Linked DNA regions of Homo sapiens: region 1 is linked to region 2. A link is a loop called in an ENCODE intact Hi-C map of the cell type or tissue named here. Cell type or tissue: MCF 10A. All regions are shown on one strand. Links, peaks and the distances in the headings refer to the core of each region. The heading gives the core; the rest is flanking DNA. Region 1 has its middle 48 kb from the start of HAPSTR1. Region 2 has its middle 14 kb from the start of NUBP1.

Evidence for each region. Hi-C counts contacts between places; a loop is a spot of excess contacts. Peaks named below come from ENCODE experiments on the same cell type or tissue, not always from the same donor. Only the 100,000 strongest peaks of a DNase experiment are listed, where the experiment ranks them.
Region 1: a loop joins it to region 2, with 8 times the contacts of the local background. A loop is called at or near these places in 3 of 110 quality-filtered maps.

The regions. Positions count from the first base shown.
Region 1 is chr16:9,137,145-9,141,538 of GRCh38, forward strand. No RefSeq gene overlaps it. Among named protein-coding and RNA genes, the nearest start is that of HAPSTR1, 48 kb to the left of the region's middle. RefSeq lists an enhancer at 1-48. In MCF 10A, for the core only: a CTCF peak has its summit at 2,068 (motif pointing right); a DNase peak (open chromatin) is centred at 2,087.
Region 2 is chr16:10,728,032-10,732,425 of GRCh38, forward strand. No RefSeq gene overlaps it. Among named protein-coding and RNA genes, the nearest start is that of NUBP1, 14 kb to the right of the region's middle. In MCF 10A, for the core only: no CTCF peak of the experiment used is centred there; a DNase peak (open chromatin) is centred at 1,840.

The DNA of each region.
Region 1 (4,394 bases), core at 328-4,327, 1.6 Mb before region 2:
AAAAATATTTTTAACATTGTTATAAACCCATGGATAGAAACATATTTAGTATGCAGTTATTTTTTTATTGATGCCCAAATGGTCCCATCTTTGGCTAGTAGGAGCCTCTTTAAGTTGGTCTTTGCTGTTGCTACTGTTTTTTGAGACAGTGTCTCACTCTGTCGTTGCCTAGGCTGGAGTGCAGTGGTGCAGTCTCGGCTCTCTGCAACTTCTGCCTCCCGTGATTCACGCAAGTGATTCTCCCACCTCAGCCTCCGAGTAGCTGGGACTACAGGTGTGTACCACCACACTCGGCTAAATTAAAAAAATAATAAATTGGGTTTGGCTCGGTGGCTCACGCCTGTAATCCCAGCACTTTGGGAGGTGGAGGTGGGTGGATCACTTGAGGTCTGGAATTTGAGACCAGCTTGGCAAACATAGTGAAGCCCCGTCTCTACCAAAAATACAAAAAAATTATCTGGGCATGGTGGCAGGCACCTGTAATCCCAGCCACTTGGGAGGCTGAGGCAGGAAAATCACTTGAACCCGGGAGGCAGAGGTTGCAGTGAGGCGAGATTGCGCCATTGCACTCCAGCCTAGGCAACAAAGGTGGAACTGTGTCTCAAAAAACAAACAAAAAACCAAAAACGTTATTTTTATAGGGAAGAGAGCTCACCCTATTGCCCAGGCTGGTCTCGAACTCTTGGTCTCTGCCCGGCGTGGTGGCTCACGCCTGTAATCCCAGCACTTTGGGAGGCTGAGGTGGGTGGATCACTTGAGGTTGGGAGTTCAAGACTAGCCTGGTCAACATGGTGAAACCCAGTCTCTACTAAAAATACAAAAATTAGCCTGATGTGGTGGCACGTGCCTGTAGTCCCAGCTACTTGGGAGACTGAGGTTGCAGTGGGCTGAGATCGTGCCATTGCACTCCAGCCTGGACAACAGAGTGAGACTCTGTCTCGAAAAAAAAAAAAAAATCCTGGTCTCAAACCATCCTCCTGAGTCCGCCTCCCAAAGTGCTGGGATTACAGGCGTCAGACACCACAGCGGACTGAGCCCACACTCTTAATCCCTCCATGTGGGGCCTCCTGTTGTGTAGACACAGTCCTCTGGCTTTCATTGTCCCAATAGCCCTCGAGTCCACCCGCCTCTCTTCACCCCTCCACAATTGACCTAGTTCAGGCCAACGTCCCCCCTCACCCAACATCTGCAGTGACCTCCTCACAAGTTCTTGTCCTGCCTGCTCCCAACCCGTGTTCCACCCAGAAGCCATGGAAATCTAAATCTAAACCTTCCTAAGTATAGACCTGATTGGGACACCGTCCCTGCCCATGGCTCTCTGGAGTGTCCACTTTGCCCCTGCCACCCTGGCCCCGCTTCCTCTCCATGGGCAGGCTCAGTCCTAGCTCACCTGGAGTCTTTGCACCTGCTGGTCCCTCGGTCTTGGGGGCTCCCCTTGCCCCTCTCCCACTCCATCTTCCCCTGGTCGGGTCCTCATCCATCTTCAGCTTTTGTTTCAAACCAGGTCCCACCCAGGCCCCTGCGAATTTTCCCACCTTCCCCCCATTCTTTGCCTTCATCATGCTTGTCCCAGCTTATTATTCATTGAATTCTAGGTGTCATTGTCCTGCTCCCTTTTTAGGGGTTGGGTGGGGACCCTCTCTCTCTTGAACCATTGCATCCTTCATCCCTGGCACAGTGCTTGATACAAGAGAGGGGCTGACGTGGAGCTGGCAATGAGTGAGCTGGTGGGGCCCGGCTGGGCAGGAGAGACAGTGCCTAAATGGGCTTCTGCAGTCTGGATTTTCTGGCATGTGGGGGAAGGTAGCCCCCCGTGTGACTCCTCAAAGCCACGTAGTCCTGATTCCCATGTTCCTCCCTGACCCGCTCCCCAATTTGCTCCCACGCTTCTCACAATCATGATCTTTCCTCATCGATCTCCCCACTTTTCTCTCCTTTTTCGCTCTTCCCACTGAAGTTTCCCCATGCTTGCCACGAGCAAGGTGGGAAGGAGGGGCTCCATTTCTCTGTCCCCTGTCCCTGGCGTAGACGCAGCTGTGGTTGAACTCCCATGTCGGGGCTCCAGGCGGCCTGTAGAGGGCAGTAATGCTGCAGCTATGGCCACAGGGAGCGCTGCCTGGATGGGGGAAAGCGGCATCGGAGCAGCTCACAAGCCCTCCGTGGGCATGAGCAAGGCAGACCCCTAAGCCCTCCGTGGGCATGAGCGTGGTGGACCCCTTTGCCCTCCTTTCCCCGGAGATAGAGAAACCCCATCTTTCTGTTAAGTCTGCACACGTTCTCTGCCTCAGGCATAGCTGCCCTGAAAAATTTCTATTTGATAAAATAAGCAATGACTTCAGTATAAAGAACAAAATTTTAAATGTGCGTTTTTCTTTTTTTTTTTTTTTTTTTTGAGATGGAGTCTCGCTCTGTCACCCAGGCTGGAGTGCAGTGGCGTGAGCTCAGCTCACTGCAACCTCTGCCTCCAGGGTTCAAGTGTTCTCCTGCCTCAGCCTCCCATATAACTGGGATTACAGGCGAGTACCACCATGCCTGGCTAATTTTTGTATCTTTAGTAGAGACGGGGTGGTCTCGAACTCCTGACCTCAAGTGATCTACGTGCCTCAGCCTCCCAAAGTTCTGGGATTACAGGCGTGAGCCCTGCGCCCAGCCAAAGTGGTGTTTTTGTCTCCTGGGCAATGTTGAAGGGTTAATAACTAAGACTTTACTAATGTAAGGTGCATGAAGAAAAGTGTCACAAAATATTTTGCAGTTCATCACCTATTCACACTGTGACTTTGATCAGGTCACTAACTTCTCAGTTTCCTCGTTTGTAAAAGGGGATTAAAGATAGGATCTACCTGTGGCAAAGACTTCATACTCATGATCCCTCAAGACCCATTCTCACTTGGTTTTCAGCTGGGGCAAATGGCTACACTGAATAATGACTACATCTCCCAGCCTCCCTTGCAACTATGTGTGGCCATGTGGTACGTTCTGGCCAATGGGATGTGGGTAAAACTGTGGGAAAGTCCTTGAGAGTGTTGCCCTATTTCTCCTCTTTCCGCCTTCCACTGATCTGGATTGCAGGTGCAATGGCTGGAGACGGAGCAGCCATCTGGAACAAGACGTCGTTTTCGGAATGGAGAATGAAGAACATGCAACAAGACAGAAGAAAGTCGTTTTCCTGATACTGTGGACCCATCACACCAGCCCTGCACTACCTCATACCAGATTTTTATGTCATAGAATCTTTTTTTTTTTTTTTTTGAGACAGAGTTTCACTCTTGTCACCCAGGGTGGAGTCCAATGGTACGATCTTGGCTCACTGCAACCTCCACCTCCCGGGTTCAAGCGATTCTCCTGCCTCAGCCTCTCGAGTAGCAGGAACTACAGATGCATCCCACCACGCCTGGCTGGTTTTTTGTATTTTTAGTAGAGACGGGGTTTCACCATGTGGGCCAGGCTGGTCTCGAACTCCTGAATCACTTGAACCCGGGAGGCAGAGGTTGCAGTGAGCTGAGACTGCGCCACTGCACTCCAGCCTGGCGACAGAGCTAGACTCTGTCTGAAAAAAAAAAAAAGAAAATGGTCTGATCACAAACAAATTCACCTAGAAATGATATCATTTGAGTTGTTCTGTTAATTAGTTTTAGCTGACAAAGCTCAGCCTTACACATTTGCATCACATTTGCATGGTATTTTAATTGGGAGGAAAGTCATACATTCTTTTCAATAGCCATGTTTACAAATACATAGCTTAATTGTCCCACATTTGAAACCCAGCTTTCAAAACAATTTTTTTTTTTTTTGCTAGGTCTTATAGGATAGGACTGATCAAAACAATTTAGTCACATTCTTTTCCAGGTCTTTCTCCATTTCCAAAAACGTATCTGGGCATTTTTTTTTTTTCAGGAGCTAATGGTCCTAGTTTAACTTTGTGCTTTGTAACCTATGGATGGGTTCATTTCATTTTTGTATTTTTAGTAGAGATGGGGTTTCACCATCTTGGCCAGGCTGGTCTCGATCTACTGACCTCGTGATCTGCCCGCCTCAGCCTCCCAAAGTGCTGGGATTATAGGCATGAGCCACTGTGCCCGGACAGTATCGTTACTTTTAACATTTAATAACCACAAACATTTAACAATATTAAATATAACATTTGGGAAGAAGATATAATGCCTGTTACTACCCTACATTGATTAAAAAACCAGTAAGTACTAATATTTTAATACTGGGATAAAGCAGTTATTTTATTTTTTATTTTATTATTATCTTTTGAGACAGTCTCATTCACTCTGTCGCCTAGGCTGGAGTGCATTGGTATGACCTCGGCTCACTGCAACCTCCACCTCCCAAGTGCAAGTGATTCTCCTGCCTCAGCCTCCCAAGTAGCTGGGACTACAGGTGTGCGC
Region 2 (4,394 bases), core at 114-4,113:
GCCAGATGGCCAGCAGAATCCTACCCTGTGTGGGCAGTGGAGGAGGAGGGTCAGAGAGATGGGAGAGGCAGAGACCTCACTGTCCCTAGGAGCAGGATTCCTGATCCTGCTCCCCCACCTGGGCCTCCCACACTTTGGACGCTCCAGGTCAAGGTCGCCGGGCCATTTTCCTGCCATCTCTGCCTGGAACCTGCCCAGATTGTTTTGAGACAGCTGCTTGAGCTCCACGGGCTGGAAAGAAACCGCGCTGCATCTGTGAACCTGATGTGAAACCCATCTGCCTGCCGAAGGAACGCATTGGGGACCGTCTTAGGTGACAGCTGGCACAGCGCTGTCTGACAGAAGTTTCTGTAGCAATGGAAATGTACTGTTCTGCGCTAACCACATGTGGCTACTGAGCACTTGAAATGTGGTTAGCCAACTCTTAATTGAAATTTAAATCGCCACATGTGGCCACTGGCTATCATACTGGACAGCACGGGGCTAGAAAATCTATGTGTGCTAATGTGGAGTAACCGTGCAGAGGGATGCATGAGGTGCAGGGAGAGGCAAGAGTCCAATCTGCTATCATTTGGCTGAAAACGGGGGTGGAGGGTGGTGTTTGCAGAGGTACACAACCCGCCAGAAGGACCAAGGAAGAGGACAGGAGAGGAGCTGGCAGAGGGCAAGAGGGAGAGCTTCCAGGTGTGCTCTTTTGTACATTTTGTATTTTGAACTATGGTAATGTATTACTGATTCCAAATGTTGACCCATTGAAAGGTATTGCTAAATGGCTGCAGGGGAGGAGCAGAATATTGCTGGGTATTATTACAGCATATGGGTATATTATATGCTATATGGGCATATTATAACATTTATTATATGTCTTGGGTCAGGGGATGTGGCCACAGTGTGCAGGCGGATAGCTGTGAAAGAATGGGTGTGTGAATGTGAGTGCACGTGTGTTGAGTGTATAAGAATGGGAGTGAGAATGAGTGTGTGTGCGTGAGTGAATATGACTGTGTGCATACGCAAATGCAAATTATGTGTGTGCGTAGGTTAGAGGATAGGTGTGTGAGAGGATAGTGTGTGTGTAAATGTGTGAGTGTGGATGCGTGAGTCTGTAAAAGAATCAGTGGGAGAATGTGCAGTGAGTGTGAGAAACAGCAAATGTGAGTGTGTGAATGTGTGTGTGTGGCTGAGTATGGGTGTGAGTGGGGGTAGGTGTGTGTGACAGTGTAAGAGTACGTGTGTGCAAGTGTATATGTAAGCGTGAGACTGAACGAGTTCTGTGTGTGAGAGTGAGCCTGGAGAGGTGTGAGGCTGTGTGTCAGTGTGGGTGCGTGTGTGTGTGCACTGTGTGTGAGATCAGGCATGGGAGTCATCGAAGAAGAAAAACACAGATGAGACACAAACCCCGACCTTGGAGGGCTCAGCCTGGTGTGGGAGGTGGAGAGGAAACCCCTAAGTGAGAACCACACAATAGGATGGTGGAAATTTAATTTGCTGGCGTTTGACTCAGGGGGAGCTGGCTGTGCTTGGAGAAATGTTTCCTAAGGGTTTGGCATAGAAGGTGGTAGCAGCAGCAATGGCATCTGTTGGGTTTGGAGCCCCTGTCATGGCAGAGCCTCCTGAGTTGAGAACTTCATGTTGTCATCTCCCGGCCACGTCCCCACCCAGCCCCAACTCAGGGCCTGCTCACAGCGGGCACCTAGCACCCTCCAACCCGCCCAGGAGCAGCTACACAGCCTCACTCATCCCTGTTCACCCAGCCCCAGATCCCTGCAAGCACGGGAGGCAACGTGATATTCCGAGGAGGAGGAGGGGAAGAAAGGGAGAATCCCTCAGATCAAATGAGTCATCAGTGCCACTCGAGCCAACAGGCGTTCCACTGGCGCACCCTATGGCAGGCAGGAATCTTGTCTAACCTTTGCCTTCCTCGAAGCCAAAATTTGTGACTGGAGGTGGCTCTAAGCAGTGCTTAGGAAACAGGGAAATGGGGACATACACACACACACACACACACACACACACACACACACACACACACACACACACACGAGACAGAGAAAACCCAAAAAGAACCTGCTCTGCTTACAATTCAGCATCCATCTCAATTTGTATCATTCAACTTTTTTTTTTTTTTTTTTTAGACAGTCTCGCTCTGTCACCCAGGCTGGAGTGCAGTGGCGCAATCTCGGCTCACTGCAACCTCTGCCTCCCGGGTTCAAGCGATTCTCCTGCCTCGGCTTCCCCAGTAGCTGGGACTACAGGCGCCCACGACCACGCCCGGCTATCATTTTGTACCCTTCAAAACCTAAAATGTATTTTATAGCAAAGCATTTTGTTTTTCATTTTCAGTTTCAGAAGAAATCTTTCTGTGTTTAGAGCACTGGCCCTGGTTGGCATCCAGTGATCCAATAATCTTTCAGGAAATCTACCTGCAGACACACGCACGTGTGCTAAAAACACACGCAGAACTATGTTCATTGCTGCACTGACCGCAAGCAGCAAAAAAGGTAGAACTGACCAAATATCCCCAAGTAAGGGCAGCTAAATAAAATATAGAACACCCATTCTACAGAAAGTTCAGCAACACAGAAAGAGTAAGGCAGACCAGTATTGGCTGATAAGGAAAGCGTTCATATTAAGTGGCCGGGCACAGTGGCTCACGCCTGTAATCCAGCACTTTGGAAGGCCGACGTGGGTGGATCACTTGAGGCCAGGAGATCGAGACCATCCTGGCTAACACAGTGAAACCCCCGTCTCTACTAAAAAATAGAAAAAATTAGCCTGGCGTGGTGGCTGGCACCTGTAGTCCCCGCTACTCGGGAGGCTGAGGCAGGAGAATGGAGTGAACCTGGGAGGCGGAGCTTGCAGTGGGCCGAGATCGTGCCACTGCACTCCATCCTGGGCGACAAAGCCAGCCTCCATCTCAAAAAAAAAAACAAAAAAAACAGTAAGTCAGACCAGTATTGGCTGATAAGGAAAGATTTTGTATTAGATGGCTGGGCACAGTGGCTCACGCACTTTGGGAGGCTGAGGTGGAAGGATCACTTGAGGCCAAAATGAGACAATATAGTGAGACTCCACCTCTACAAAAAATAAAAAATTTAGCCAGGCATGGTGGCTCACACCTATAGTCCTAACTACTTGGGAGACTGAGGTAGGAGGATCACTTGGGCCCAGGAAGTGGAGGCTGCAAAGGAAGTGGAGGCTACAGTGAGCCATGATCATACCACTGCACTCCAGCCCAGGTGACAAACCAAGACTGTGTCTCAAAAAAAAATAATAAAAGGGTATATTAAGTGAAGAAACCAAGGTATAAAACAGCAAATATAGTGTGATACCACTTAAGCAGATACATATGGAATTGTACACACAAACACTTCTGGGAGGATACACAGGAAACAGTGCCAAAGTGAGAAATCTTTGTGGGCCGGGCAGGTGTGGAGTAGGGGAATGGGGTACAGAAGAAGACTTTTACTTTTCAGTCAAGCCCTTCCATACCATTATTTATATATTTATTCCTCAAAAACATAAAAGCAAACATATATATAACATATGTATGTGTTTAAATATAAATATACATATAACATATATATGTATTTAAATATAAATATACATACATATAACATATATATGTATTTAAATATAAATATACATACATATAACATATATATGTATTTAAATATAAATATACATATATATGTGTATCAATAAAAATCTAATAGATTTCACCTTCTAGACAAGATTGAGTAAACAAGGATTGATCTTACCCTCCTACCTGAAATGACTCCAAAAACACTCAAAAACCATAAAGCAATGGTGTTCCAGACACCGGCCATCAGGTCTTGAAGGATGGTGATCCCCGTGCTGTGGGAAAGAGATGAAGTGTGTCCTATAATTGCCCAGCTGACTGCCTGAGGAAAGTTTCCAGGCGTTGGCACACGAACAGTCCGCCAAAGGGAGTCCATTGACCTTCAAGAGACAGAGCTGGGAAGGAGGAGTGCCGATGTGGCTAGGGTGTGAAGGATGGAGCAGAGGCAGCAGAGGGCCATGCAGAGAATGTCCTGAGATGGGCAGAGGGCTCCCCTAAGTCTTCAGTTGAGCAGGTGCATGCAAGCAAACAACCCCAGGCTGGGGAAAGAACCACCCCGGCCTTAAAGTGAACAATTCCCAGAGCTCATGCAAGGCTGGGTAGTTCCTGATCCCAACAACTGCAATAGAAAATGTCATAATTCATGTAGCATCAAGTCAGATCCCAGAAAGGTTTTACCTCAGTATTAAGGCAAAATGAGCTCTGGACTTATACCACTCTGGTCCCATCTAACAAAACTTTTTTTTTTTAATTTTTCCTTTGAGACAGGGTCTCACTCTGTTGCCCAGGCTGCAGTGCAGTGTCTTGATCTCGG